Regions from separate parts of the Homo sapiens genome. Here region 2 is linked to region 1. Evidence: read pairs that join two places in POLR2A ChIA-PET (ENCODE). Cell type or tissue: Caco-2. All regions are shown on one strand. Each heading gives the region's core, and the rest is flanking DNA. Links, peaks and the distances in the headings are about the cores only.

Region 1 (15,725 bases), core at 585-8,584:
TCCCCCAGGTCCCAGTGGTCGCATCTCCTGCATGGCGCTATCACCACTGGGCGTCTCATCTCCCTCCTGGAACGTCAGCTCCATGACAGCAAGGACCTGTGTGCTGCCCTCTCCCCAGGCCCTGCACAGAGCCTGCGACCCGAGGCTGCTCGAGAGTCAGCTGAGTGCGTGAGTGGATCACGAAGCCTCTTCCCAGCCCAGCTCTTCATTCCCCACGTTCCTCCAGCATCTCTGAGGCCCGCCTGGCGGGTGCTTTCCTCCCATTTCAGGGGAGGAAGCTGCTGTCAGGTGGGCTCCCCAGCCCCTGTCTTCCTGCCCTGAATCTGTTTCCTGCAAACGCTGCCATTGGATCCCGTCTGAGTTTTTACAAGGGGCGTCCCACTGCCGCACCCTCAGGCCACAGATGGGATGGCGGGGCACTTACTGAGGACAGGGCATCTTCTCTCCTCCGCCCCTGGCTGTGCCGGCTGATGAAGGACCGTGCAGACAGCTTGTAGTGGCTCAGCAGGCACGTGATCACCACCACCATCACCATCATCACCACCACGATGATGATGATCTGAACAAACTCCAGCTCCGCTGTGGAGACAAAGAGGGACACGTGAGACCCTGGACACCTGCAGGTCGCTGTGCTCAGGGCTCAGCCCTTTTGAGCTTTTTCACCCACCTAGGGGGACGAGAGTGCAACCCAGACTCAGGAAAGCCCCCGCCACTCTCCCGGCAAGGTCACAGGCGATGCCTGGGGCTGGGGTACGTGCAGGGAAGCTGCTCTCACGGCGGAGGAGGGGGTACTGCTGGCTGGGAGAGCACCTCAAAGGTGTCCTGGGACCCAGACACCCCCTCTGTAGGGACTGACCGGAAGGAGGTAACGGGACAGGCAGGAGGAAGGCCCTGCTCTCTGCTCTCAGAGCCTCCTGGAGCCGTTCTGCAGATGCACAGCGTGAGCTGACTGGCAGAAAGGGAGCCCTGCGCACTGGCTCCTGTCGCTGGGCAAAGGCTCGGGCAGACGGTCACAGACCCTTCTTAGGGGCCCAGGGAGGGAGCAGTTGGGAGGAGAAGGGGACCCCTGAGTGCGGAGAGAGGAAGTTGGCACTGAGTTTGGGAGTGAAGCTTTGTGGAATTAAACAAAGAGGAGCTACATGTGAACGTGTGTACACAAACCTATGCACACCTGACACTCCTACACATATGTCAACACACCAACACTCCTACACACACAACACCAACACAAATGCCCCAACACTCCTACACACACAACGCTCCTAAGTACACGTCAACACCAACACACACCCAACACTCCTACACAAATAACACCCCAACACGTACCCCTAACACTCCTACACACAAAACACCCCAACACTCCTACACACACAACACCCCAACACTCCTACACACACGTCAACAACGCTACATACTCCAACACTCCTACACACACGTCAACACCAACACATGACCCAACACTCCTACACAAATAACACCCCAACACGTACCCCTAACACTCCTACACACACAACACCCCAACACTACATACTCCAACACTCCTACACACACATCAACACCAACACATGACCCAACACTCCTACACAAATAACACCCCAACACGTACCCCTAACACTCCTACACACACAACACCCCAACACTCCTCCACACACAACACCCCAACACTCCTACACACACGTCAACAACACTACATACTCCAACACTCCTACACACACGTCAACACCAACACACGACCCAACACTCCTACACACATATCAACACCCCAACACACACCCCTCAACAGTCCCACACCCAAGTCAACATCCCAACACACACTTCCCAACAGACACAAACACACACAGACACAGCGCACCACACGTGCCCACACACACACATCCATCCCAGGACTCACAAACACACGCCACGCTCAACAGGACGGGGGTGTCAGGACCCTCCTCTTGGTGAAAAGGCCTCAGAAAACCCACATTCCAGATGGCTGCGGATGTTGCCATTCGCATTTTCTAAGGTTGGGTTTTTTTGTTTTTTCTTTTTTGGTTTTTGATTTGTTTTTCCCCTAGAAGGCGGAAAAACCCTCAAGTGCTGGAATAGGAAGAAGGTTATTTTGATCCTGCCTGAGCCGGGCAGTTTCTGCTGACTCAAGCGGGTCTGTGCCGAAGCGGCCTCGGCAGCTGGCCGAGCACGGTGCCAGCAGAGCCCCCAGCAATGGGCAAGACGCCGGGTCCCTTGGAGTTGACACGGCAGAGTGGGCACCAGCCGGCAGCGTCCGGGGCCAAAGCTCCTCCAGCTTCGCCCTGCCCAGGACACCCTGCCCAAGGTGTGCAGGAATGTGACTCCCCAGACCCCGGCTGGCATGGGGGCAAGGAGGACTCCCCAGGGCTCCCTGGCACTAACAAGCAATTAGCCAGGCTCCCTGGGGGCCCCAGTTCAAGCCCAGTGCCACTGACTCAGTTCCTCCTCCTCCCAGGACCGAGGAACCAAAGCCGGGGGAGGGGGATCGGGGTGGGCAGGTGTCAGGTGGCAACTGGAGAAAAAACAGGCCGTGCAGAGCCGATGCCAGGCGCTCGGGCCATCAGACAGCCCAGGCAAGCACACTCCAAACCCGGGGGGCCCAGCCATCTCCTGCCACCAGCCTCGCTCTCCCCAAGGCAGGAAAGCAGCCCATCCTAGGTGGGAATGTCACTGTCTGTGAAGTGGCAGACGCCTCTCCACACAGAAGCACTCCCACACCTGTGTCCACTGCCACTCCTTCTTCCCCAACAGGTTTTCCAGAACTTCCCCGTCTCGGGCACTTTATGCATCTGTGCCACCCTCAGCGCGCCATTGTCTACACTGCTACTGAGCCAGTGTTTCTCAGCTGGGGCCGCGTCTGCACCCAGGGCTCAGCGTGCCACTGTCTACACTGCTACTGAGCCCGTGTTTCTCAGCTGGGGCCGCATCTGCACCCAGGGCTCAGCGCGCCATTGTCTACACTGCTAATGAGCCAGTGTTTCTCAGCTGGGGCCACGTCTGCACCCAGGGAACATGTGGCGATGTCTGGAGCCATTTTTGGTTGTCACAACTGGGGGGTACTCCTGGCATGGAGTGGGTGGAGGCCAGGGGCTGTGGTAACCGTCCTGCACCGACAGGACTGTCCCCCATGACAAAGAATGATCCAATCCAGTCGGTCATGCTGTGGGCTGAGCACACCTAAGAACGGGCGTTTTTATTATCATCCCCATTTCACGGGTGAGGAGACACGGGCTCAGAGGGAAAAGTGATTGCCTCGAGAAGTCCAAGACCCTAGAGCTGGCGCGTCCTCCCACTAGGCTTGGTGGGGCTTTCCCAAGCCCCGAGAAGGCTTCGGCCCTGCCTGCTGGGAACTCAGGCCCCAAGCCCTGGGCCGCCTGTGGGACACCCGCATGTTCCTGGCCAGGAGAGATCAGGCTTCAGACCCAGGTCGCTGTGGCCACACCTCCTGTCTCCCCAGACAGGCAGGTCCAGGGCCGGGGCAGCCTGGCCTGATTCTGTAGGGCCCAGGTCCGTCTGTTAGCACTCAGGATAAAGCCGCATTCAGGGTACACACAGGGCTGGCTTTGTGTAACACCCACGCCCCCCCACCCCCGGGGCCTGCAATTCCCTGCCCCCCAACCCTGTGCACTCTTCACCCCAGTTCCCCCTTCCCCAGCTGTCTCCAGGGGCCCAGCCCACATCAGCCCTGGAGGGAGGGAGGTGTGTGGCTGTTTTTGTCCCTGTCCCGGGCCCTGGCAGCCCGCAGGACCCAGACAGCAGTGAGACGGTAGCTGGGGCTGCAGGGCCGGTGGGATGCAGGGGCAATGGAGGAGGCCCCTGCAGACTGAATGGGTGTGGACAAACCCTCACGGCTCTCCTGGCCCCGCCAGGCTCGGCCCCAGGGGCAGGGGGATCTGACTTTTGGACGTCTGTATCCACAGAGTGAGAAAAACGCTCCCAGAAATGAGCACCGGGCTCAGTAGCGCATAAGAGCGTCACCCTGGTCCCTGGGCCACCAACTCCCATTGGGTCACTGGCCCAGGAAAATTCACATGGGAGAGGAGAGAGAAAAACTCTCTAGAAAAGAGAAACTACAACTGACTGCTGGCTAGACTTGGTGAGCCAAGGGCCTGGGTCCAGGCTTAGGGAGATGGAGATTTGCAAGGGTTGCCGAGACTACGGCTCAGGAGCACCCTGGAGAGGAGCAGGGTGGTGGCAGGGAAGCACAGTGGCTCTCTCAGAGGGCCCGGGTCCCAGCCTGGCTCTTGGGGGCCCTCTCTGAGTCCATCGCAGTCTCCCTGTGTCAGCGGGGGGACGGTGGGCAGCAGGGGGACAGTGGGCAGCAGGATGTGCGGGGGACATGTGCTCAGCATGTAGTGCTCCCTGGAGGTGGACCCAGACACGGGATGCTCAATTCCATCCTGGCTCCACCAGAACAAGGGTGGCCCAAACCCATCCACCCTCAAAGAGACATGACCTGCTCTGGAATCGCAGAGGGAGCATCTAATGGAAGACCCTGGAGGGCTCCCTGTAAGGTGGGCACTGAGGCTTTTGGTGCAGGGCACGGAGTGCGGGGCAGAGTGGAGCACAGGCAGAGGGTATAGGTGAGCAGAGGCCGGAACCCAGACCCTCCTGGATGCCCCTGGACATGCCCAGACCTGGAGGTGTTGAGGGGGGCAAGAGAGGTGCTCCAGCCAGCAGCCGGGTCACCCCCACCCATCAGGAAGGCAACACCCTGGGCCAAGGAGGCCCCGAAATCTCCATCCAGCTCCAGTCAAGCCCCACCGGCGCGGATGCTGTGCGGGAGGAAGGCTGGTCAGGCACAGCAGCATTGGGGCCCACAAACAGGTCCAACGAAGACCACCCTTGGGCATGGGGTGAGGAGGCACCTTCCACGCACTTTCACACCCATGGTGCTGCTTCCAGGAGACGCTCAGCTTTAGGGGACAGGAATGCATTCTCTGGGGAGTGGACCATGCAGTGCCTGCTGGCGAGGTCGGTCGCAAACCAGAGACCCAAGGGCACGCGCACCGACCGTCCCTGGCCCCAGCCGTGTTCCCACCTGGCATCACGGGAGCAGGGCTGTGGGCAGCCACCCTCTCCACAGGCCTGGTCCCGGGACTCACCTGGCCTGGGACAGCCACGCCCTGACACTGTCGGTCCCCACCCCACACCACCCCAGGGATGCCTGAGACTCAGCATGCGGGCCTCTACGACGCACTGATCAGGGCCCACTCAGGCCGAGTTCATCAAGCATGGGCTCCCTCCCCACACTAAGTCCCACACATCCCTCTGGGCAGGCACCGTGAATCCACCAGCAAAGACCCCTTGGGGGAGAGAAAGGTGCCTCCCCGCAAAGGCCTTGGAGTCAAGTTCAAAACATGATGTGTGTATGAAGCGGCACCAATATAAACACGGCTCTCCACCCGCGGCAGCTCGCAGAATCCTCTTCGTGCCTGCATTTGTTCCGAGGAGCGCAGGGAGGCTGCTGGGGCCCATTCCCAGTCGCAGCTTGAGAGCCGGACTCTCAGGATCAGATGCCTCGCGGGCAAGGGAAGGAACCCCAGCAGGACTGCCAACGCGAGGCGGAAGGAGAGAAGGCCCAGCGCGGCCGCATCCCTCCCTCTCTCCAGAGGACCCTGGAGCCGGCTGTGAAGCTGTGGTCCTTTAAGGCTGGAACCTCATTTAAGAGTTTTAAAAGGGCCAAGCAGGCCACACCCAAGGCATCTGCAGGGCAGGCGGCTTCAGGACTTCTGGCCAAGAGTTGGGCCCCAGGTCACTTAGTGACTACTGGCAGATATGGAGCCACACCAATCCTGCCTCAGTTTCCCTAATCTGACAGACTGCCCCTTTACCAAGGCATGGACAAAGACATCCCAGATCAAATGCCCAGTATGACACCTGCAGGGGTGGGTCCTACCACTGTCCCTGACCTAGGCTCAACTCTGCTGTGACCACAGGACACATTGCCAAGCAGTCATAGGCCACAGGGGACAGAGCAGGAGAGGGCACACCCAAACTCACTGTAGTCACTGTAAGTATTGTCATGATTCTAACACATGACCCGGGGCCACTGAGCTGAGCCTCCCCAATTTAGGTAACATCACCATGCCCATTTTGCAGATGAAGAAACTGAGGCTTAGGGAGAAGTAGCCCTAGAAGATGCAACTAGGAGCAAGGTTGAGACTTGAGCCCAGAGCCGCCATATAGGAACTCAAAAGGGGGAAGGGTTTCATTCTCCTGCTAAATTTTCCTAGCTCGCCCACGGCGTTAGTCCGCCCGCCCCCTGCCCCGGGAATCTGAGGATGTGGTTCTGATGTTCTGGTCCAGTCCTCGTGCATCCATTGTCTGTGTGATGCTGTGCGCATCTACCTCCTTGAGAGGAAGTTACCTCATCTGTCAAAAAAAAAAAAAAAAAAGAACCAACCGGGGCAGGGGTGAAATAATGGATGCGAGAGCTCAGAACGGGACAGAACGTAGCACACTCAACTGTCACCATTGTCACAATTACTGACACTCCTCTGGGGACAAAAAGCATCCCTCGTTCCCCTGATGGTCCCTGGAAATGCTGAGGTTTGCTGGGCTGCAGAGTACAAGCCTGCTTAGCCAGGTGTTCCCTGACTGGCTTCTGTCCCCAAGGTGGGAGATTTGAGCTCAAGTCAGTCCCAAAGGTCACCCAGGATGGTGGCTGGACCCAAGGCCCCTCAGGGGCTAACATGCGCTGGATCCCATGTTTATATTGGTGCCGCTTCATACACACATCATGTTTTGAACTTGACTCTGAGGCCCTTGCGGGGAGGCACCTTTCTCTCCCCCAAGGGCCCGCCGTGGCAACACAAGCCGCTGGGAAGGAGAAACATCTCGCTCTCATTTCATTCTGGGCATCAAGGCTGTGCTCATCACTTGGAGGGCCCGGGGGCTCCTGCCATTTTTCTTCGTAATTTTTCCCTTGGGGAGGGTGATGAATGCAGCAGGCTCTCGGGGGTGACCAAGCCCATCTTCCAAACACAAAATAAGGTCACTCTAATTTAATTTAGTGTCCTCTTTCCTTGTGAATAATTTCACATTAACAGGTTCGTGTGCCTCGTTGGAGAGGCCCCATCCTCCTTTTCATGGTCTCCTCCAGAGACAGGCACAGTCCCTCTGGGAGGTGCGGGCACAGCTCTGCCCTGTCCTGTTTGTCCTACACTGGCAGGAGAGGAACCGTGAGCAGGCCACTCCCTAGATGCCATGCAGGGGGGCCGAACCCTTTATGCACATCATCTGATTGAATTCTCACCGTCATTCTGTGAGGTCCGTACTTATGGGACCCCCACTTTGCAGATGAGGAGACTGAGGCTGGGAGAGGTGAGGCGACCGCCAAAGACCGCACAGTCCAAGGCTCAGAAATGAGTTCCTCTGACCCCAAAGCCTGACCGTTTGCCCGACCCCCAGCAGTCCTGAGTGTGATTATCCCAAAATGCCAGAAACAGCGGGAGATTGAGCCAAGGGCTTGTGTTGAATGTGACTGATCTTGGGGTCAGTAACAAGTGCCTGGCGTGTCGCCCCCAACGCAGTCCATGAAGCTGGTATTCATGGCCTGTGGTACCCACCTCTGAGCCAGCGCAGAGCAAAATCCGGACGGTGAGGAAGGAAGCGGGTGCCAGGAGTTATGGGCACCTGCCATGGCATAACACAGACGCTGACAGCTGCCCTCTCCTCTGCCTCTTCCTGTGTGCCAAGCCCCTCACCACGAAAGACTTCACCCTGTCTCTGAGTTTTTCATGACAAGCCCCGAGGGGCAGCATTGCCCCAATCACAGGCGAGGGGACGGGCCTGGAAATAGTTTCCAAACTCCGAAGCAGATTTGTGACACGGGAATGATACACACGATGGCACGTGTGCGATACAGAAATATAATTGCATTAAATGACCTCGCAGTGGACACCCACAGCGTCCAGAGCTGGAAGGCCTGTACGGGACATGGGCCTGTGGAGTGAAGATGGTGGCTCCCACCTCCAGCTGTGTCTTTGGTGCAGTCAAGGAGACGATGGTCAGGTGCCTGCATTTGGGATCCAAGGGGACCCCACCTTTCAGTTAGAGCTCAGGTAAGGCAAAGACACTATTCTTTCCCATCCAAGTTTCTGGACCTCTGTTCTTGGGGGCAGAGCCTGGACCTGAACTGAGGGCAGAGCAGGGGCCTCAGGGTTCAGATCCCTGTTGGGACGTTTCATGGCTGTAAACGGGGAGAGGGTCGCTGGAAAATTTGTTAATGTGCAAGAAGAACCCACCCAGCCCACGGGGGCACTAGGCGGGGAGGTGCGGCGGCGACTGAGTTTCTCAGAAATAACGGGGGCAACAATGGGGTGCTGGGGCTCATTTCTCTCTCTTCAGCTGGGGAGCTGGGAGCAGAGTCCACCCGGCTCCTGCCGGCCCCATGGAGGTTTCCAGACCAGACGACCCCCCTCCACCGCCACCCCAACAGTCTGTCCCAGGGGAGGGGCAGCTGGCGTCCTTCCTGGTTAACAAGCAGCCAGTGCATGGGGCCCTGTCTGGCCTCCTGGCCGCACACCGAGGAATTAGGAATTGGCGCTGTCTGAAATTTATGAAAATCTAATCTTGTTAGGCCTGCCTGGATGAGACCCGCCTGGCGGGGCCTCATTGTCATTCTGCAGAGCCCCAGCGGCCCTGGGGTTCCAGCCACTTCATTTACTGCCCTCTCCCCTACCTACCCCCACTACATTTGAATAGGAACCCAGCTCCCTGCCACCCCACCCCAGCCCCCCGAATTTTAAGTACAATCAAACCAGCCGTCAAAGGAATAACTTTCTGATCACTCCTGGTGCCATTTCAAACACCCCCGACGGCATGTCTATTTCTTAGGGTAAGACCTTTTATGGGTAAAAAAATTTGCTCTGTCTTCCTCTTGAGGTTTGGGGGGCGGGCGGCAAATCTAGGCCGGTTTTCTCGTTTTTAAAACCAGACTGTACTGCTTTCAGAGTGCTTGCTTTGTGGCAAGCACACGGCTGAGCACCTGGCACCCGGACAGGTGAACCTGGGACACTGTCCCATGTTGGGGAGGGACGCTGAGAGGGGACAAGTCACGTGGTCAGCCAGGGTGGGGACTGGGGCCCACATCAGGGCCTGCGCTGGCTCCCTGCCCTGCTGTTCTTGGTAGAATCTTGGGATAGAGGTTAACAGCATGCAGCTAGCACCCAGTGGTCCTGGGCTCAAGTCCTCGCATTGCCATTTGCTGTGACCTTCAGTAAATCTCCTGGTACCCTCATCTGAGAAGAAAACGGAGAGATAACTAAGTCCCCTGTACACAAGGTTGTAGCAAGAACTACGAAAGTTAACTTCCCGGATGGAACCTCTTGAGTCAAGAACTCCAAGCTCTGGGCTAGGCTCCTCCTACGCCTGTCCCCTGTCCCCACAAGACATGAGCTGCAGGCATCCAAACTCACAGTGGGTGGAGAAGGTTCCCTTAAGCAGGCCCCGGTCCAGCGCCATCACTTATGTGCAGTGTAGGCTGGAGCACCTCTGCAGAGTGAAACAGCAAACTCTGGATATTTTCAGGTGTGAACCTTTGCTCCAGCATATAGACAGCTGGGTGCTGATCACCCATTTCCAGTTCCCCTGGGCTCCTCCCCCATGTGCTCTGTTCCAGCCACTTGTTTTCTGTTCTATAAAAGCACCATGCATGACCCACCTCAGGACCCTGGCACGTGCCATTCTTCCTGCCTGGAATGATTTTTCCTCAATATCTTCATGGCTTGCTCCCTTCATTGCCTTGATCCCGGCCCCCAGGTCCCTGCCTCAGACTAAAACAGCCCTCTGCCCTCCAGCCTCCAGGACCCCCATCCCTGTGCCTGCTTTACTGATCTCTGCAGCCCTGATCTGGAAGCTGTATATGACCCACCCAACACTGCACTCTCTGCCTCTCCCCTCTGGAATATCAGTGGCTCAGAGCGAACTCATTCTCCATGGTGTCCTCAGCACCTAGAATGGTGCCTTCCCCAAGGCAGGCACGTAATGACTACACTGAATAAAAAAGCACATTTATTTATTTATTTATTTATTTATTTATTTATTTTTGAGACAGAGTCTCACTCTGTCGCCCAGGCTGGAGTGCAGTGGTGCAATCTTGACTCACTGCAACCTCCACCTCCTGGTCAGGCAATTCTTGTGCCTCAGCCTCCCAAGTAGCTGGGACTACAGGCACCCGCCAGCACGCCCAGCTAATTTTTGTATTTTGAGTACAGACGGGGTTTCACCATGTTGGACAGGCTGGTCTCGAACTCCTGACCTCAAGGGATCCACCCACCTCGGCCTCCAAAAGTGCTGGGATTACAGGCGTGAGCCACCGCACCCAACTGAAGCTCATTTATTCTGGTGTACACAGATGAGTGTGCAAGAAGGCCCCCTGCAGGTTTGCACAAAAGGTCACAATCAACTGGGAACCACTGAAATGTCCCTGGCAGGGATGACACCACCCTGGGAAGCACAGCCACCGGTCAGTCTGTATCCTCACGGGATGAGCCCAAACTGGGTTAGAAAAGAACAACAAATATGTTTTTAAAAATACAGGTGAAACCTTCTGATACACACCTATATTTATGAGTGACTGTCCACGTCTGCACAGACCAGGGACCAGCAGGGCATGCATGAAACTGCCAGCTGTGGGTCCCTCGAGGAGGGACCACAGACACCAGGGGACATCCCTTCCGTGTAATACATTTCTGCAATCTCAGCATTTTGGAGCACATATAATTATATTTATAGTAAAAGAGGGAAAAAAAAAAGATTTGAGAAGCATCTGTCAGTATCCAAAACAGACAGCTGCTCCCATAACGAGGCTTCCCAGGTGGTCTCTGCGGAGGTGCTGTCACCCTGGGCTGACAAGGGCTGCTGCGGGAGGGGCTCGGAATTAGGGTGGGAAGGCCGGACAGTCTCTGCCTGACCCTAGGAGCACAGATACTGCACTGGGAATGGGTGGGGCAGGGAGGGGCACCTGACCACCCCTCCACGTGCCCTGGCTGAGGGCCCCAAGGTGGCATCCAGGCACCAGACATCTCGCTTCCTGGGCCTTCCCTCTCCTGGCCTGGAGGTAGGGGTGGGGTGGGGGGGGTAGTACATGGAGCCAGGCATGCAGGCTGCCCTGTGGCACCCACCGGTCCACTGTCTCTCCTTCACTGGGCCACTCCAGGGAGGAAGGTGTCTTCTCTAGGCCTCCGTGGTGCAGCACAGCTAATGGGCTGGCAGATGATGGTTCTGAGTGTGCTGTCTCACCACCCGGCCTCAAGCCCCAGGATCCACACTCATGCCCGCTGTCTAGAGACCACTTCCACCTTTTCTTCACCTGGCTGACTCACCACAATCTTTCCTCCCTCCTTCCAACCTCCCTCCCTCCTAGGTGCCAGGATCAAGGCTGACACGCCTGACAAGCCTCCACCCTCAGGTCGCATGCACACCTGCAATGCCCCGTCGGCCTTGGTCTTCCCCTTCCAGGCTCCCACACTAACTCCCACTTGGCCCCCTGCCCTATGGTCTGAGCCTGTCAGGCTGGGTGTGCCTGACTCCGCGTTGTATTCCGTCCCCAGCCAGCACAGACCCAAGGGATTTCAGAGATCAATGAACGGCACATACCTGGCCTCTGTGTGCTTCTCTTTTCACTGGTACCCTGTTCTAGTTTGCAAAGGCCCACTCAGGTTAGGGGCGGGCTGCCTTTTTATACCACCCAGAGAGAACTGTGCAGAACCCCATTCATTTCCGAAGCTTTGGGAGTTCCTGAGCAACACAGAGAAACACGTTCTTCCCCACCGCCCCCCCAACCCCCAACCAGTGTCCCGAGTCATCACACAGGAGGTGGACCTGGAGGAGGATGCAGCGCGGCCGTGGGTGAGCCCTGCGTCTGAAAGTGCATTCAGGGAACAGGAAAGTAAACGGTCTCTAGAATCATTTTAGAACCTGATGATTTTAGAATACTCCTCCAATGAGAAAAGACAAAGCTGTGCCTTTTATCCTTCTTGCTATTATCCAAATGGAAAGAACTAATGGGATTTTTGTTTCTATTGTCACTGACATCGAACACCTTTAAACATCCACTGTCAGCAAAATATCAGTCACCGTTTGAATTATTGGCAGAACGGAGTGAACTCACAGTGAGCGAGCAGTCAGTGGACATGTCGGAGGTGCATAACATCCGAAAGTTATTTAAAATAAACCAAATGTGTTTGTTAATTGAGGAGAGTGGACGACAAATGGGGAACGGGTGGGCGTGGGTGAGTGAGTCCGTGGTGGTGTTGACGGCCACAGTCTTCTTGGAGGATATTGAGCAGTGCCTGTCAACATTACACAAGCACTTCACCTTTCAACCCTGCAAGTTCAACTTCCAGAATCATATCCAGTGGAAAAATTCACAGAAGGGCCCAAAACGTATATATAGATATACACAAAACAAATATGTATATACACACACATATATATCCCTGTTCATATATATATATTGCATGGGGTGTTTTTCAAATGATCAACCAGAGACCATCTAAATGCCACCAAACACACCTTGGTACATCACATTATGGGATGAGGCCATTAAAACTGATGACATAAATCTACGCTGAGCTCTGAGCAGGGGAAACTGAGCTTGGAGCTGGATCATCTCTATTGTGGGGCCGTCCTAAGCAGCAGGGTGTTCAGCAGCAACCTGGGCTCTACCCACTAGAGGCTAGAAGCACCATCAATCCCCATTGCGACACTCAAAAATGTCTCCAGGGATTGCCAAACGCCCCCTGTGGGGCAAGTCACCCCTGGCTAAGAACTGCTGGTCCACTGTCTGGCTCCCAGGAATTGAATCCAATTCAGTCTGATAATGGATGGATGCTGGCAATTATTGTGGGGCAGAAATAATGAAACTGGAATGGTAAATAAAATATGGATCCATTTTTATAGCAAAAATGAGGATAAAAAATTAAATTGTTCATGATGACTTCTTCTAGATGAAGGGGCTATCCCTTTTACTTTTTTGTATTCGTAAATTGTTTGCATTTTTATAACAGGCATAACACTTCTAATTTTTTAAATCTTAATAACATACCAGAAAGACTCTCGCACGCGCACGTGTGTGCCTGCATGCACTCACATGTGTGTTTCCAACCGGCCGACAGTGACGCACGTATGCCCTCGCCACTCGGCAAGCACCTCGTGCTCCTTGGTAACCAGCAGATGTTTCTCTCAATTACTGATTTTCAAGAGCCTGGTGTTTCCTGACATGAGCCAGGATGGCGGGCGGCGCCCAGGGGAGGGGAAGTGAACCGGGGCTCCGTTTCCAAGGCTCTTGGACAAAAAGCGAAGCCCTGGATCAGGAAGCACAATGCGGCTGGTATTTAGCCGCTTCTCAATAGTGCCTCATTCAATCCCCGGGGCCTCATTGATGCCCGCCGCGTGCTGGAGAGCCTCTGAGGGTCAGTCGGCGACGGGCACCGTCTGGAGGGGTCTCGCCGCTAACCCGGGGTGGCTCTGTCTTTCGGGAGCAAGAGGGGCCCAGCTATTCTCGGTCTCCCCTGGGGCAGAGGCAGGGAGGTGGGCAGATGGGCAAGGTCAGGCGTCAGAGAGGCTGGAGGAAGCAGTGAGGGTCTGGGCAGGCCCCTTGCACCATCGGGCTCCCAGGAGTCGAATCCAATTCAGTAAACACTCAGCGGAGTAGCTTAGCGGTTAAAAGGAATCCTGGCGCTGTCCTGCCTGGATCCAACCCCCAGCTCTCCCCATGGCCAAACACAGGGCATCAGGAAGTGATTCGTTCACTCTCTGTGCCTCGGTTTCCACATCTGGAAAAGCGGAATACCACTAGCACCCACGCACGGGTTGCTGTGTGGATGCAGTGGAGTGAAGAGCCATAAAGTACAATGAACGGCACCTGGTGCATACTTAGGTGCGCAGTAAGTATCAGCCGCCAGTAAGAGGGCTGCTCCCTGGGCCCAACATGCCGGTTCTCCTGGGCCCCCGCCCCGACTTCATCACCAATTGCCCCTGACTGTGGTCCAAGCCTCTTGGCCGCCAGCACCCTGGCCGCACTGGGAGCAGAAGGCCTGCCTTCTTGGGGCCACACCTTTGCCCGGGCTGGCCCACCTGCCTGGGGTGCCTGCCCTCCTCCTGCTGCCCATTCTCGGTGGCCTGCGTCTACCCCATTTCCAATGGCCCAGCCCCTGCAGCCACTTCCTTCTCTGGCTGTCTCTGGCAGTTTTAAACTCTCCCATGTGGTGGTTAATTTTGTAAATACCACCCAAGACATCTGCTATGACTTCTAAGAAAATGTCTAAGTCATGACTTAGCCTTTCCTCGGTCTATGTCTTGCTGCCATCGTTGGTGTGGCCACTCTGTCAGATGCAATCGCCTCGTCCTGCAGCCTCCTCAAAGCCGGCATGAGCCCGGCATGCAGGAGTCCAGTCTCTAACTGGTAGACTCCTCTTTAACCCTCAAAGCCCAGGGCTGGTCGCCTGAGAACTGCCACATCCTGCATAGTAGTAGTAACTACTGTGGTGTCAAGCACAGGCCACCACCACGTGGGACTCCCAGCTACAAGGAAAAGAGTGTCCCATCATGAGTGTCCCTTTACCAGTGTCCCTGGCACCTGGTCCACAGCCAGCAAAGAGACCCACAGCCAGTCAACACATGATCAGCCAAGCTACTACCTCCAGAGCAGTACAGAGGCTCACGGTGTGAACCTGGATGTGGCACACACCTGCACCCTAGTCCGGACCCTGCTACCTGCCACCTGAGTGCTACCCTCCCCTCTCTGGGCTTGTTTTCCCACCTTCAGACCCCAAGAGCAAATGGGGCCTCACTCATGCAACCAACATGGGAGTTCCATAGTAAATGCCTCTCCCAAAGCCTGACAAGTGGTGGCCACTATTGGGTTGTTGCTAATAGTAACATTATAGAGGTGGCCATTCCCACCTCCCTTCCCAAACCCTCTGTTTGGAGCAGAAAGCAAAGGACCTCGTGTTATAGACCTCTGTGCCCCTCCAACATATGTTGAAGCCCTGACCCCTGGTGTGGCTGCATGTAAAGACGGAGCCTCTAGGGAAGTAATTAAGGTTAAAAGAGGTCATAAAGGTGGGGGCCTGATCCAACAGGATTAGTGACCTGATAAGAAGAGACAGCATAGAGCTCATTCTCTCCCCCCTCCTTCCATGTGCTGGCACCAAGGAACGGCCATGTGAGGACGCAGCCAGGAGGTGGCCATCTACAAGCCACAAAGCAGTTCTCACCAGAACCCAAACTTGCTGGCCCCTTGATCTTGGACTTCCCAACCTCCAGAACTGCAGGAAAACAAATGTCTACTGTCTAAGCCACACAGTCCGGGGTTATTTTATTACAGCGGCCTGAGCAGAATAATACACCTTGTTTAGACAGACAGAGGGGGCTGAACAGAGGGAAATGAGCTGCAAGGTGAGGAGGCAGGACCCCTGCCCTGGATGATGGACTTGCAGAATCCCAGCTACACCCCTTTGGGACAGAATATTAGCAACCTGCCCTCTGTCTCCATGCAGGGACGCCCAGGGGGATGTCTTATTTTATTTTCCATGAAAGACATTTTCTTCTGTCATCTAAATCTATCCTCAGGCCCTTTCCCTTCCTATTCCCTCACTGCGGCAGCGCATATATTTATCGTGCCCCTGCTGTATGCCAGGCCCTGCATGAGCACTGAGAATTCACGATGATTGAGGCCAGGCCTCAGGAGCGAGGGCACGCAAATT
Region 2 (15,725 bases), core at 4,476-12,475, 150 kb before region 1:
GTATTGCTTAGTCCAGTACCAACAGCACTATTCTTTTTTTTTTAATTAAAAAAGTTATTTTAGAGACAGGGTCTCACTCTGTCTTTGAGGCCAGAGTGCAGTGGTGCGATCGTGACTCACTGTAGCCTCCAACTCCTGGGCTCAAGTGGTCCTCCTGTCTCAGCCTCCTGAGCAGCTAGGCCTACAGGGGTGCACCACCACAACCAGCTAATTTTTTTGGAGGGATGGGGGTCTCCCTGTGTTGCCCAGGCTGATCTCAAACTCCTGGCCTCAAGTAATCCTCCCACCTTGGCCTCTCAAGTAGCTGGGATTATAGACACCAATAACATTATTCTAGGGACATCTGAAAAAATGTGTGAAAACTGCATTCTCTCTGTCAAGTAGCCTAAATCTAGTTCACTGTTTGAAAATATTACACTAAAAGGTGGGGTTCTTTGGGGAGTCTGATAACTCCCTATTGTAAGATTTTGTGTGTTGGATTGTCCTTTTTTTTTTTTTTAGGGGATGAGGAGACCACACTTTCATAGGATTCTTCAAGAATTTTGTGATTTTAAAAAACTAATAACCACTTTCCTAAGGCATGACAGATGCTCCTGAAGTCCTGGCAGGTTTCTATAATCGGGTTTAAACTCTCCTGGTGTGACACTGTCCTCCTGAGATAGAGGGATCTTTCCATGGGGGATTTACTGTGACTTAAGTAAGCTTACCCAGCGGGAAAAGCCTTTGCCACACTTGGAGCATTTGTAAACAGTCGGGATGAAATTTGCATCGTGGTATTTCCTGAAGTGAGCGTTTAGAAGTTGCTTCTGTCGGAAACATTTATTGCAAGAAAGGCAGGTGAATGGTTTCTCTCCAGTGTGGGTACGAATGTGAGCGGTCATATGACGTTCCTAAGAGGGAAGGGGAAGAAAGCAGCTTGTCTAGTTCAAAGGGTTTTCTCGATATTAGACACTGTTTATCATACAATACCTTTTATTTCCCTCCCCAAAGATGAGTCCACTATTAAGCAGAATTACTGCAAACACATTCTGAACAAGGCAGCATTCACTCTCAGTAAGTGGCCGCCTAGGAAACAAAACTCGTATGCAGCAGCAAGTGACAAAGGTCTTGCAGTGGATTCCTTGCTGGCTCTCCTGTCCTGTTGGGATGTGGGAGTACACACCGCAGGGCGTGAAAGGATGGTCCTTTGTCCTCTCATTACTGGGAGTCCTCCTTCTATACAACTATTTACAATTACCTGAATTTACAAAGGGCAAATAGAACCTGCAAACTTAAAAATCAAATGTCAGAGTTTAAATTCAGCAGACCTTTGGGGTTGCAAGTACCTTAAGTATCAACATTTTTCCATTTACTTCCCAATAGTATCGTAACAGATCTTAATACCGATTTTTTTTTTTTTTTTTTTGAGACAGGGTCTCGCTCTGTCACAATCATAGCTCACTGCAATCTCAAACTCCTGGGCCCAAGTGATCCTCCTGCCTCAGCCTCCTGAGTAGCTGGGACTGTGGACGCATGCCACTATGCTCGGCTCAGTTTGTATTTTTTGTAGAGACAGGGTCTCACTATGTTGCCCAGGCTGGTCTCAAACTCCTAGCCTCAAGCAATTCTCCTGCCTTAGCCTCCCAAAGTGCTGGGATTATAGGTGTGAGCCACTGTACCTGGCCTAAATAGAGATTTTATCTTAGACAGGAGAAAATAATTTGGGAAATCAGGAAAAAAATATGTATGAAGTCAAGCAAAAGTACACATTTTGTTTTATTTAAAATGTGATGATTATTTGGATTAAATATATATTCGGCCATTTCTGCATTACTGTCAGTGGCCTAACTGATGCTCTTTCTTCTAATCTTTCTCTCACCCAATTCACTAAACACCCTCTTCCATGCACAGCTTTCACCTCATCACCCTCCTTTGGGACAGCATCTCTGGCGCTCCCTGCTGGGAGCCTGACTCTCCAGGACCGCGGCAGCCAGGAGCACCCAGCAGTGCTCCAAGCCTCTGCCCACGGCCATGACCTGCCTGGCTGCTCTCTACTCCCACATACCTGCTGTATGCCTGCTCCAGGGCCCCTCATCCTTTCCAAGTCCTATCCATCTTTCAGGAAGCCCTCCTAGTTCATTTGAATAAGTATGAGCCTGAGGCCTCAGAATATTCTTTGTTCAAAATCTACCAGAAAAACTCCTTTTCCCTTATTCAAAGCATTTACAGTTTACAGCCCACACTTCAAAACACACAGTAAGCACTGATTTTCACCTTTGGTAACCAATAGCATGCAATACTTTGAAGCAGTGTTTTGGTTTTCAAACTTCTACTCTGAGGGCCTTTTATACTTTAAAAAATTACTGTGGCCTCTGAAGAGCTTTTATGTATACAGGTGGCATGTATTAGTATTTACTTTCTTAGAAAGCAAACCTGGGGAATTCTTAAGTGTTTTTTAAAATAAAACAATTTATTAACTCATTTAAAAATAAAAACAAACCAACTACATATTATTTCTGTAAAATTATCTATTTTTCAAAACAAAAATAACCTAATGTCTGTCTTAATAGATAAGGTTTCCAGTTAAAATACAGGCTGCAACTACTTGTATATAAAACTATTTGTTGTTGTCTGAAGTTCAAATGTCACTAAGTGTGCTGTATTTTTATTTGCTAAGTCTGACAGCTCTATTAAAAGCATTCGGGGCCAGGCGCGGTGGCTCACGCCTATAATCCCAGCACTTTGGGAGGCCGAGGCGGGCAGATCACGAGGTCAGGAGATCGAGACCATCCTGGCTAACATGGTGAAACCCCATCTCTACTAAAAATACAAAAAATAAGCCAGGCGTGGTGGGGGCCGCCTGTAGTCCCAGCTACTCAGGAGGCTGAGGCAGGAGAATGGCGTGAACCCAGGAGGTGGAGTTTGCAGTGATAGCGCCACTGCACTCTAGCCTGGGCAACAGAGTGAGACTCCGTCTAAAAAATAAAAAAATAAAAAAAGAATTCAGATGGATTCCTATCTCTGCTCTTCCCTCAGTCCACTGGAGTATGTTAAGTGATAAAGAAAATTTGGTCTCACAGACATGTAGTTTGAAAAGAGAGCAACATTTTACTAGCTCTTCCAAATAACTGTGGGCATTCTTCTCTGCTATTACACTAAAATTCAGTTAGTAGTAATTTCTTTTTTTAGGGTCTCACTCAGTTGTCCGTGCTGGAGTGCAGTGGTATGAACACAGCCTACTGCAGCCTCAACCTCCTGGGCTTAAGTGATCCTCCAACCTTAGCCTCCTGAGTAGCTGGGACAGATATGCACCACCACCCACAGCTAATTTTTGTATTTTTTTGTAGAGACAGGGTCTCATTATGTTGCCCAGGTTGGTCTTGAATTCCTGAGCTCAACAGTTCTGTCCATCTCGGCCTCCCAAAGTGTTGGGACTATAGGTGTGAGCCAGTGTGTCTGGCCATGGTAATTTCTTACCATGGGTTGCAATGTGGAATCTGAAACCGTGCCAAAGAACTTGTGCTCCTCTGCGACATTATAACCTCTTGGTCTATCTTTTACTTTGAATGGATCTTTTACCTGTGTGTGAGTCTGTAACATCATGGATTGGTCATTTGGAAAATACTAGTTCACTTGAGTTATGCAGATCTTCTAAATGCTGACATATTTCATCACACAATATAAAAGTTGCTTTAAAAAAATCACTCTAATCCCCCCCCTTTTTTTTTTTTTGAGATGGAGTTTTGCTCTGTTTCCCAGGCTGGAGTGCAGTGGCGCGATCTCGGCTCACTGCAACCTCTGCCTCCCAGGTTCAAGCAATTCTCCTGCCTCAGCCTCCTGAGTAGCTGGGACTACAGGCGTGTGCCACCACGCCCAACTAATTTTTGTATTTTTTAATAGAAACGGGGTTTCACCATATTGGCCAGGCTGGTCTCAAACTCCTGACCTCAAGTGATCCACATGCCTCGGCCTCCCAAAGTGCTGGGATTGCAGGTGTGAGCCACTGCACTTGGCCTACATTGTTCATTTTTTAAAAAAATGTCCACCAACGCCCAATGACTGAGTAAACAGAATTTGTTTATCTTGTTCCTTTCTTAGTGAAAATGACATTCACTGAGAAAGTGGCTACTTGAGCTGGAAATTCAAACAAACCCCCAGGTGCTTTTCCTCCAAGCTTTGGAAGACAGTGGAGGTGCGTATGCCGGCTTCTCATCTCATCACAAAGATTATTAAAAAGAAAGTATTCCAGGTAAAGACTGAATAAAGTTAACAACTTTAACTGCCTCTTCAAGCACACTGTCATGTAAAACTGCCCTTTATTTTTGCTGCCAGTGTGTGAAGGTGAAGAATACCACAACCACCAATTCCACTGGGTGTCACTGCCTTGATCCGGGCTAAGGACCACCACTACTTTGGCACCAAAAGTGCAAATGTCAATGTCTCAAAAGGGCAAATGACACCTTTCCATTATCATAACAAAGGCTTGGCTCTTGTGGGGCCCTAGTTGGTCACAGGGAGCTCTGGGGATATGTGAACATACTTTAAGAACTGTTGTTTTGAATGACTGGCTCACAGTTGCTTTCTGGTTATTCTGAATAGGCTACTCTATTAAAAGCATGACTTTTCTCAGTATCTTCAAGGTGGTAGAGAATCCCACCCAGCCCTCCATTCTTCCATACACCACTGCCTCTCCAAATTAAGTAAAGTACAATACCTGCTTGCAGGCATAACTGCAGTGTTTGCACTTGAACCTCTTCTCATTCTTATGAGTTTTCTGGTGCTGAATGAGGGCATAGCGTTCATGGAAGACAGCAGAACAGTAGCGGCATTTCAGCTCTGCAGCGCTGTAAGCATGCAAGTTGCGCATATGCACACCTAAAATGGTCACAGAACATTATATACTTCAAGAGTGTTGTTTTCTGTTAGCCTGCTTCCCCTCTCCTCTAAACCGGGGTTTCTCAGCCTTGGCGCTGGAACATGCTAGTTCCTTCCTGGGCAGGGCAGGGTGGGCTATCCTGTGCATTGTAGGATGTTAAGCAGCATTCCTGGTGTCTGTCTACCAGATGCCAGCAGCACCTCTTTCTCCCCGGTTGTGAAAGCCAAAATACCTCTAGATATCACCGCCTGTCTTCTGGGTGGTAAAATCATTCTCAGCTGAGAACCACTGCTTTAAACGAACAGAATGCTGAAATATCATTTTAATACTCTCGGTATGGAGTTAAATGTTATATAAGGTATGTCACACTGGACCTAAAATGTTCATTGAACAAAGCACTTTGAGAACTATTATGGGGTAGGTGAATTTTAGGATGATGTTAAGGTGGTTTTATATAAAAAGATATAATATCTTTATTTTACCTTAAATAATCCACTCGTTGTTAGAAGTCAGTGCCCTGTTATTTCCTATGTTGAAATTAACCTGAGACACATGGTAAGGTCTGGCTGGGTTTGCTCATCTAAGTCTAAAGCATGATGGTCTTGTGATACTTGTGTAAGAAGCCAAATGACAATGGACAGCTGTGTGATGGAGCTACTCCACCTTACCCACAGTGACTCAGACATTTAGAGAGCTTGATTTCTCATACAGTCATGGGAAGGAAGAATTAATGTGTTTATAAAGCATCTTATAGGGCTATGTGGAGTGTATCACCCACTGGCATGAGATGGATATAAACCATGTTACTTTGCCATGGTGTCAAAAAAGTCTAGCAACTGGCTAGACTTGTGCCCCACCAAGCCCCACTGGACTGTGTTTTGTGATGTGCTGGTATCTACGGCAACAATGACAGAATGGTCCAGATGAAAAATAAAAGTGAAGACTTTGTGGAACACCTTTCGCCTTTCAGAAAGGTTTTCAAAAAAATTCATCTCATCTCCAGAATCTCTTTGGGCAAAAGGGTCAAATTTTTTGTTCTGCTAACATATTTTTGTGTATCACAGTGTCATATATTTTGGAAAGAGAAATAAGATCATGGAAAAGGGAGGCCCAGGAATCCTGAAACAAAGAAGAGGCTCGTTCACTCACGCTTCCCACACCCTCCCTCCCATTGCTCAACACTGGCTGGCTTCCCCACAGGCAGTATCAAATCCCAGCTCCTAGGCCTGCTGTTCCAAGACCCTCTGGATTCCCTCTCCCACTCTGTGGGGTGTGACAGTTAAAAGGCTCACCGTGGTAGATGCGGATTACACGTTACAGGCCCGCCTCCTTTCCCGAAGTGACTGTCTTAAGGGGAAAACTGTGTCTTTTGAAACTTCTGCTTCCAAAACTTCTTAGGCCCACAGCCAGGGTTTAACAAAAGCTTGCTGGGTGCCATAGATAGAGCACTGATAAATAGGAACCCAGAATCCAGCCACCTCCTAGCACCCTTGGTTCGTATGACTCCCAGGCAGGTTACTCTATGTCTCTGATCCCCAGTGTCCTCATCTGAAAAATAGGCCCAATGTGGAATGAAGTAATACCCATCTGTGAAAGGTCTTATCACGTGCATACGGAACAGGCCTGGGCCCGGATTCTAAAAACATGCTATAAAATGCACTTATGAGATGCAGCCACCAGATGGTGCGACAGGACTTCTGGAAGAAAATTCGTCCCAGGGCCAAGTTCCCGAAGACCGGGCCTCCCAGTATCAGGGCCAGTACTTTGCAGGTTTATAGGACCACGCTCCAAAGAGCCAGCAAATGCTGTAGTAAAAGAAAGATCGCTAAACCACTCACGTAGGTCGCTTTTCCGTGCAATGATGGTGGCACAATGGGGACACTGGTATTTGGGGACATTTTCGCCGTGTTTCTGCAGAATATGTATTTTCATGGTCCCGCTCTGGGTGAAGCGGGTGTGGCAGATGTGGCATTCGTAAGGCTTCTCACCTGAGATGCAGACAACAAAGTGATTCCCCCTCCAGGCCTGATCCTTGCCAAAGGCCACCTGTGCTGAAAGTGTTTTTTTTTTTTGCCCCAAGCCTCCTTTATCAACCCCCTTCTCACCGGACAACCCCCAATTAGTATGAGACTCCCAAATCAAGCCCAGACAGCTTATGTCAAGTACAGCTGTGTCCATGATGGACCAGAGACATGACTTCCCCGCATCTGGTGGCTACGCAAGAGTTCAAGGTGGTTCACATCCATGGGGCTGTACGAATAACCAAGAAGTACACATAAATGTATTCTTAACACAAGACATCAAGTACCTCTGTTACAAAAGCAGCACACTTTATGTTTTGCCTTAAAGTTGAAGAATGAATTAAGGAGTTGACTTTTATTTATTTTTATTTACTTTTTCTTTTTTTTTGAGACAGGTTCTCACTCTGTCACCCAGGCTGGAGTGTAGTGGCGCAATCCCGGCTCACTGCAGCCTCAACCTCCTGGGTTCAAGTGATTCTCCTGCTTCAGCCTCCCAAGTAGCTGGGACCACAGGTGTGCACCACCAGGCCCAGCTAATTTTTAAATTACTCGTAGAGACAGGGTCTCCCTATGTTGACCAGGCTGGTCTCAAACTCCTGGACTCAAGGGATCCTCCTGCCTCAGCCTCCCAAAGTGCTGGGATTACAGGTTTGAGCCACCATGCCTGGCCAGGAGTTGAGTTTTAAATACCTGAAAAATCTACGGAAGCAAATACTTTGTGTTTTACTCCACACAGTGGGGTTGTGGCACAGTATCTATGCAGACTCTCTTACTGCTAAATAAAGGTAAAAGTACAGATCAAGATTCTTTTATCATGAAGGCACGCAAAAATCCACTTTTACCTTTGAACTTTAATTGTGCCAATAAAAAGTAATTTTTTAAAGCTTGCTTTAAGAGTTAACACTGTAGGTATCAGGCCTTCAGCACCAGAGCCCTTACCTGAGTGCGTTCTCATGTGGCGTTTCAGCTTGTAGGTATCTCTGCTGGCATAGCTGCACTGGCAACACTGAAAGGGGCGCTCCCCAGTGTGGGATCGGACATGGCGCTTCAATTTACTTGCCTAATAAATACATAAATGATGTTCGTTGCAATAGAAACTAAAAAATGGCAGAGTCTTCCATTAATCAGCATTGTAAAAGAGATTTAAATTAATCATATTTTAACATCAGAGCACCAGAGCATATTTCACTCACTGAAAAAACATGAAAAAGTCATCACTTTTGATCATCTGTTATGGGTGATTTTATCTCATTTGATGTGTGTGTGTATAAGCTCCTTTAGGGAAAATGAGCAGCAGTTCTGAGAGACTTTCGCGTTCACCTTCACTTTAAGCCTACCTGCCAAATGCCATACAAGATTTTGTTTTCATTTCTAAGGCAATATATGCTCAATAGTTACAAAATTTAGATTACACTGTAAAAGCACAAAGGCAAACATTTTTTTTTCCTTGCATAAAGTGAAAATCTTGAAACTCTAGCTCTCGTTGGGTGTGGTGGCTCACGCCTGTAATCCCAGCACTTTGGGAGGCTGAGAGGGGTGGATCACCTGAGCTGAGGAGTTTGAGACCAGCCTGGGCAACATAGCAAAACCCTGTCTCCACCAAAAATTAAAAATGAGCTAGGTATGGTGGCACACACCTGTGGTCCCAGCTACTCGAGAGGCTGAGGTGGCAGGACTGTTTGAGCCTGGGAGGCTGAGGCCGCAAAGAGCCAAGATCACACCACTGCACTCCAACCAGGGTAACAGAGTCAGACCATGTCTCAAAAAAAATAAAAATAAAAATAAAAACGAAACCCTAGCTCTTTAATGGAGGAACATCTGTATGTCTTGCCTCATGGTCACAAGTCCTGCAGACTCCACCCTGGCTGGCCCCACAGTAACAGTGTGAGTGGAGGAAGGTGTCCCTGGCTATTCAGCATTGGTGCCATGTGACAGCAGGTTCCTAAGAAGAATTAAGTTTTAAGTAGAAGAAATTAAATTCTAATTTGAGTAATTATGTATCCCAGGCAATCAGTTAAATAGCAAACAACATAATACCTCCCATTTGAGCATTCACTGCCTGACTCGTTGATTGCCTTCTAGAACTATTCTTATTCTGTATTCGTGTATCACAGGCCCTTATCTACTGCTAGCAGGAAATGGGGGCATCAGCTACACGTGGACTACAGACATCAGGAAGCTGCATCAGTCCTGCTGGTGACCCAGGGATGCCACACTCCATCTGCCTCCCCAGTAAGTGATGAGCGCACAGAAGCCTAAGGAACACTCGAGAACAAAAGAAAGCTTAGAATGGAAAACAACAGCCAAGCCAAAAAATTTCACTTAGGTTTTCAGAAGAAAAGTGAATGCCTTCAAGTATATTAGAAAGCAAAACAAAAAGAATTTTAAAAACTGTATAGCATGAAAGTTTTGAGGAGGATAAGTGGTGTGAATGAGCAAAGAAGGCCATTAAAAAAGACTCTGGATGACTCTTAAAGGTGGGATGGGAGGACAATGGGAGTTCAAATGCTTTTTTTTTTTTTTTTTTGGAGACGGTGTCTCACTCTCGTCCAGACTGGAGTGCGCGATTTCGGCTCACTGGAACCTCTGCTTCCCAAGTTCAAGTGATTTTCCTGCCTCAGCCTCCTGAGTAGCTAGGACTACAGGCATGTGCCACCACACCTGGCTAATTTTTTGTATTTTTAGTAGAGACAGGGTTTCACCATGTTGGCCAGGCTGGTTTTGAACTCCTGACCTCAAGCAATACGCTCACCTTGGCCTCCCAAAGTGCTGGGATTGCAGGCGTGAGCCACCGCGCCCGGCCAATTCAAAAGCTTTTTTAAAAAAAGGGGCACATCTGCACCACAGCTTTGATACGTTCCTGCTGCCATTTTTGTCACGGGATGGGATGAGGGAACAAACAAGCATGGCAAGACTTGAGGAGACTGCAAAAATGGGGGGCTATGGCAGCAATAGAGACCCCTGTGCTGAGGCTACCCCCCACAGGCTGCGTGCAGACCACTGGCACTGGGGGAGGGTCTCGTGGACCTAGGAAGTTTGTACTAAGCACCGGCAGGACACCAACAAAAAGTCCACTCCAGGCTTAGGATCCCCAGGTGACTCTGTTCCCTGATCCCTCCATTTTGCATTCTCATACTACAATCACAACCTTTAACTCAGATGAGAAATAATTTTTTTAAAAATAGTAACAGCAGAAAAAAGTTCTTGGAATCAAATTCTGACCCTAACCATGAAATTTCCCAATTTGTGAAACCCGGCTGCACTGTTACTATATTTAATCATCAGCTGTTCCCTTTAACTTAGTTCCATTTGGGTGTACTGTTGACCCAGTCCCGACCAGGCTCAAAACCGGGCCTCAGCCTGTTTCCCAGCACACAGTGAGACCCTGACAATTAACTGGTGGAAACTGGTACTGACTAGTAAAAGCAGTGCTCTGCCTGTTTCACGTGAGTACCGCCAAACCTGTTAGAAGGTACAAATAAAGCAAATTAATTAAAATGACTATGGCACACCTGAAGTTTGAAAAGGGTGGTCTCTCTGTAATTAAAAACAGAAACGTCTACGCTTAAATCTTCGAGCAAGCTGCTTTGTATCTAATCAAGCTCAAAAATTTCAGCCAACATTGAGATTGGATCTGCATTCTACGTTAGAGCAAATACATTTTGATTTTGTGGCCCAGAGTACTAGATAAAATGCAGAACTTTTAAACAAATCTGGGACTTATTTCTTGACCACAGATGGTTTATTTGTAATTTGTAAACCTTTACATATTATTTTCACTAATTAGTAATCAAAGAAACAAAGAAATCCAATTTTCTATTTTAACTTCATAAAAGAGAATGCATATTATTTCCTGCATAAATTTTATATGAATAATAAAAAGCCTGTTTGTAACAGATTCTACTGTTAGTTACACTTGGAGTAACTTGTACAGCAGCCTCTACTAAGATGCCATGAAGCTTCAAGTCCAAGAATGGCTTTACCTCCACACTGGCATACTTGCACATGGAACATTTAAAGGGTTTCTCATGAGTATGTTTATAGCGCCTGTGTCGGACGAGTTCTCCACTGGTGACAAATGCCATGTTGCAGTCGTTACACTTGTAGGGCCTGGTTCCTGTAAAATCACATAGTTCATACTTTCAAAACAAGACTTAACCAGAAACATTCCAAGGAATTCATAGCTTTTTAATTACACTCAGTCTCAAAAATGCTTTAAAAATTAAGAAGAGGCTCCTTAAACTATAAATACCACAGATGCATGTGAGAAAAATCTTTGTAACAGTATTTTTAATGGAAATTCAAGAAAAAGAAGACAAAACTAAAGTATAAAATGTTACACGATTCTACTGTAGAAACAGGTGGATTCACATTCTTAACATAAGCCTTAACACACATCATTCCAGAGAAACAGCCTTCCCGGCAGTTTTACCTGTGTGGGTGTTAACATGGTTCCGCAGCAGAGTGACCGTACGGAAGGTTTTCAGGCAGAGGTGACACAGGTGAGGCTTCTCACTGGTGTGAGTTTTCATATGACGATTAAAACTTGACATTCTAGAAGAGGTGAACATGCAGACATCACAGTGGAAGGTTCCTTTTGCTCCTATAGGCAGGAAATAGTTTATGTATTTGTTAGAGGTTCAAATTCCATTTAAATACTTGAAAGTAAATCAGCACATCGTCCTTTCAACTAACGTGGGAACTGAACAATAGCACATGCTATTTATATCCACAAGCTGATCGAAGCAATTCAGGACACCATGTTCCTGGATAATGAACAATGCATTTTCGCTGTTTCAAGATGGGCCGATGTCTGTTTCTGGGCACAGAGTGGACTAGGTACTCTGCTCATCCTTCTTGCTGAGAAAAACAATGCTAGGGAGGAGATGCCTGAACATTTCAGAATGTCTTGTAGACCTAAGGAGAGATGAGAAAAGGCACACCGCCTACCTGAAGTGGGGCGCCCAAGAAATGTGGCCCTGCATTCTCTGTAGGGTGAACTAAAGATAACCCGCCCCATCTCTGCATCCTTCTCTCTAGCCAGGGGACTGCAAGAAAAACCATCTAGAATGGTGCCATCCAAAACCACAGCCATAAGTCATGTGTGACTCTTAAATTTGGACTTAAACTAATTAAAATTAAATATAATTGAACATTTAGTTCCTCTGTTGTAAGCCACATTTCAACTGCCCAAAGGCCACATGGAGATAGTGGCCACCGTACTGAACAGGGCAGATAAAGACCATTTCCATCAGCAAAAGAAGTTCTCTTGGATGATGCTGGTCTAGCACTGATGGAGAGGTGAAAACATTTGCCCTAAGAAGATGGCTCCAAAGAGGGAAGGTGGCCCCAGTGAGCATGTCCTGGGTGGTTCTAACAGTAACCCTTGGGGGATCTGGTTTAAGACAGTTTTTGACCATCACTGCCTGGCAGAAATTAATATATACCATCCCTTGAAGAACCCACTTTCACCCCAGGCTTCAAGGGATTCCCACAGATAACAGTAAAAAGAACCAATCAGCTCACAGTGATAAATAAGATGCCAGTGCAAGGGCAGCGGAAACAAACAGAAGACTCAGACCTACAAAGACTTCAGATGTTGGAATCATCAAATACAGAATATAGCTGAGTTGTTATTCTCAAAATCCATCCCTCCATAAAAGCAATGAAAACAACTGGCAAAAAAATGTCACAAGCAACTTTTTCAGGACACTGGAAACTAACTGGAAGCTTCCAGCAACCAGGGGAAACAATTTAAAAAATCTAGCTGATTCTCAGTAAAAAAGAGAGCTTGGTGGAATTCTAACTTATTCCGGTTCCATTCTCTGCTCCCTAGCTCAGGGGTGGCCTTGAAAATAACAATCCAAGCTATATTAACAGAATGATGAAAAAAACAACAACACAAGATCATCTCAATAGATGCAGAAAAAGCATTTCATAAATCCAACACCGTTTTCTTGATAAAATACTCAACAAACTTGGAATAGAAGGTTTATGGGTTGAGTTGTGACCCCTGCAAAAATACATGAAGTCCTCATGCCAGATACCTGTGAATGTGATCTTATGTGCAGAAAGGGTCTTTGCAGATGCAATCAAGCTAAGCTGAGGTCATGCTGGATGAAGGTGGGTCATAAGCCAGTATGACTGGTGTCCTTATAAGAAGAGGAAAAGAGATGTAGAGACATACAGGAATAATTCCATGTGATAACAGAGGCAGAGATTGGAGGAGTAATGCATCTGCAAGCCAATGAATGGCACGACTGCTGGCAATATCAGAAGCTAAGAGAAAGGCATGAAATATATTCTCCCCGACAGCCTTGCAAGAGAGCATGGCTTTGCCAACACCTCAATTTCACACTCGTAGCTTCCACAACTGTGAGAGGTATGTTTCTGTTGTTTGAAGCCACTCAGTTTGTGGCACTTTGTCATGGCGTCCCTGGGAAGCTAACACAGTGCCAGTTAAAAATGGGCCAAAGATTTGAATAGCCATTTTTTCCAAAGAAGATACGTAAGTGACCAATGAAAACATGAGGAGATAGTCAACACCTTTCGTCATTAGAGAAATGGAAACCAAAACTACAACGAGATACCTCTTCACACCTGCTAGGATGGCTATAATTAAACAATAACAACAAATGGAAAACAAGCGTTGGTGAGGATGTGGAGAAACTGGAAGCAACACACACTGCTGGTGCAAATTCAAATTGGTGCAGCTGCTATGGAAAATAGTGTGGTAGCTCCTCAAAAAATTAAACATAGAGTAACCACACCATCCAGCAATTCCACTCCTAAGTATATACGCAAAAGGACTGGAAACAGGTGCTCAAACAAAAAACTTGTACACAGATGGTCATAAGAACACCATTCACACTTGCTGAAAGGTGGACACAATTGCAGTGTGCATCAGTGAATGAAGGGATAAATAAAATGTGCTATACCCATACAGGGATTATTACTTAGCCATTAAAAACGAATGAAGCGCTGACACATACTACAATACCAACAAACCCTGCAAACATGATGCTAAGCTCAAGAATCTAGACACGAAAGGCACATGGTATACATATATGATTCAACTTCTGGAAAATGTCCAGAACAGGAAAATCTACGGAAACAAAAAGTAAATTAGTGGTAGCCAGGGGCTAGGAGGAACAGAGTAGGAAGTGACTGCCTAATCGGTACAGGCCTCTTATTGGGGTGATAAAAATATTCTGGAATTTAGACAGTGTTGATGGGTCTACAAATTTGAATATATCAAAAACCTAAAAATGAGCTAGAAATTGTAAAACTTGGGGTGCAAAGCTCTTGATTTAAACATATGAGAAACTACTATGTACCAAAAGGCTGCAAACTCAACCACCTATGGAAGGCAGAGGCAAGAAACCTAAGTGAAGGGCCCTGACCACATGTAAGAATGGGGTGGTGGTGGCAGTGTTTGGTTGGCATTCTCCTTTTCTAAACTGAGTCACCTTCCAATCCCAGGCACCTGATGCCAGGAGGAAGGAAAACTGTGCCAAGTGTTGCCAGATATAATTTAAAAGAGCTAGAAATTGAAATTTTGGGGGTGAAATATGTTGATTTAAATAAGTGAGAAACTAATATTTTTAAAAAATAAGCCAAACAAATTATTTTCATAGGACAAATTCATCCTGTGGGCTGCTGGAATGAAATCTCAGTTTAATATGGCTTTAATATTGCTTCAGGGTCTTCCTAATCTGGACCCATCCACCTCTCTGAGCACCCACCCAGCTCTACAGACACAGTAGAGCTCTCCACCCTCAGATACAAAGTAAATACTTCCAGAGCTACACGCCCAGACCACTTCCTAGTACTTGGAATCCTGATCCCCATCTTAGTGGCTTCTTTGTCCTGGACTCACCTAAATATCACCTCCCTTAGAAGGCACCCTCTACGGCTTCCTGAAGGAGGAATCACTCCTTCTCTTGGCCCTGAAGCACACGAGGCCTCACCACCTGTCCTGTAATGACTTGTCCCCCATATCCCTCTGGGGCTGCAAACTAGGCAGCAGAGACCAGGGCTTGGTCTTCTATGCTTACGTGCACAAGGCTTTGTGGGAACATTTTTACTGTGCTTTCAAAACGTTTGTGTGTAAAGTGCAAAACCCTTCTGGATTTGATTCACAATACAGAACATTAGTTTAAAATTTCTCCCATTTCCTGACATTTTGAAAGTAAAAGTCAACCACTTAAAACTTCAATTACCATCACCTGCCCATAAAGAAAAACAGCAGCCCAGTTTTAGGGAGTGTATTCTATGAGATGAACTGGCCTACCCTTTGTCTTTCTTTGATTTTTTGTAGATTTGGCCTTTTCAGCATCTGCTTGACCAGCTGTAGGTTGATCCTCTTGTTCTTCCACATTTGAATTTGAAACTGTGAGAACAATTTCGTCACTTCTTTCATCTCCTGACATTGTTTCCACAAAAAAGAGCTGCTCCTTTGTTCTTTCAGCCAATAACTGGTTCTTCTCCTGCTCTTCCTCGAGCTAATAAACAACAAATATTCAAATATGATACTATTGATTTCAGTATAATTAGACTTTTGCCTGGATGAAGCACAGAATACAAAAAGAAAAGCCAAAGTGGAAGATTATGCATCACAATGTTAATTATTTCGCATCAGGGTTGTGGCAGTGAAACTTAACACTTTTTTTTAAAACATAATGCGCCTTACACTATTCCAATTAGCACCACTTTTAAAACTCTTTTTTAAAAAAGAACCTAAGAACTCTCAAGATTTTCCTGGGAAGTATTTGTACTGTCTTTAATTTGCAACTGCAAAATACCTTGTCCAGACATAATATTGCATAAAAGCCGACTTGAATTTTTTC

Evidence for each region. Peaks named below come from ENCODE experiments on the same cell type or tissue, not always from the same donor. Only the 100,000 strongest peaks of a DNase experiment are listed, where the experiment ranks them.
Region 2: POLR2A ChIA-PET joins it to region 1 with 6 read pairs; 1 of 35 experiments calls an interaction of 5 or more read pairs at or near these places.

Annotation. Positions count from the first base shown.
Region 1 is chr20:57,659,119-57,674,843 of GRCh38, forward strand. It overlaps PMEPA1 (prostate transmembrane protein, androgen induced 1), which reads right to left. Exons shown (of 4, transcript NM_020182.5): 2 at 425-579. Among named protein-coding and RNA genes, the nearest start is that of PMEPA1, 43 kb to the right of the region's middle. RefSeq lists enhancers at 2,599-3,471, 4,731-5,245, 7,751-8,367. In Caco-2, for the core only: no CTCF peak of the experiment used is centred there; DNase peaks (open chromatin) are centred at 1,003, 4,923, 5,153, 5,618 and 1 weaker place.
Region 2 is chr20:57,507,899-57,523,623 of GRCh38, forward strand. It overlaps CTCFL (CCCTC-binding factor like), which reads right to left. Exons shown (of 11, transcript NM_001386993.1): 3 at 15,170-15,380; 4 at 11,309-11,479; 5 at 10,860-10,993; 6 at 7,816-7,936; 7 at 6,694-6,843; 8 at 4,694-4,854; 9 at 708-890. Among named protein-coding and RNA genes, the nearest start is that of CTCFL, 9.4 kb to the right of the region's middle. RefSeq lists an enhancer at 15,433-15,725. In Caco-2, for the core only: CTCF peaks have their summits at 6,548 (motif pointing right) and 6,747; a DNase peak (open chromatin) is centred at 6,543.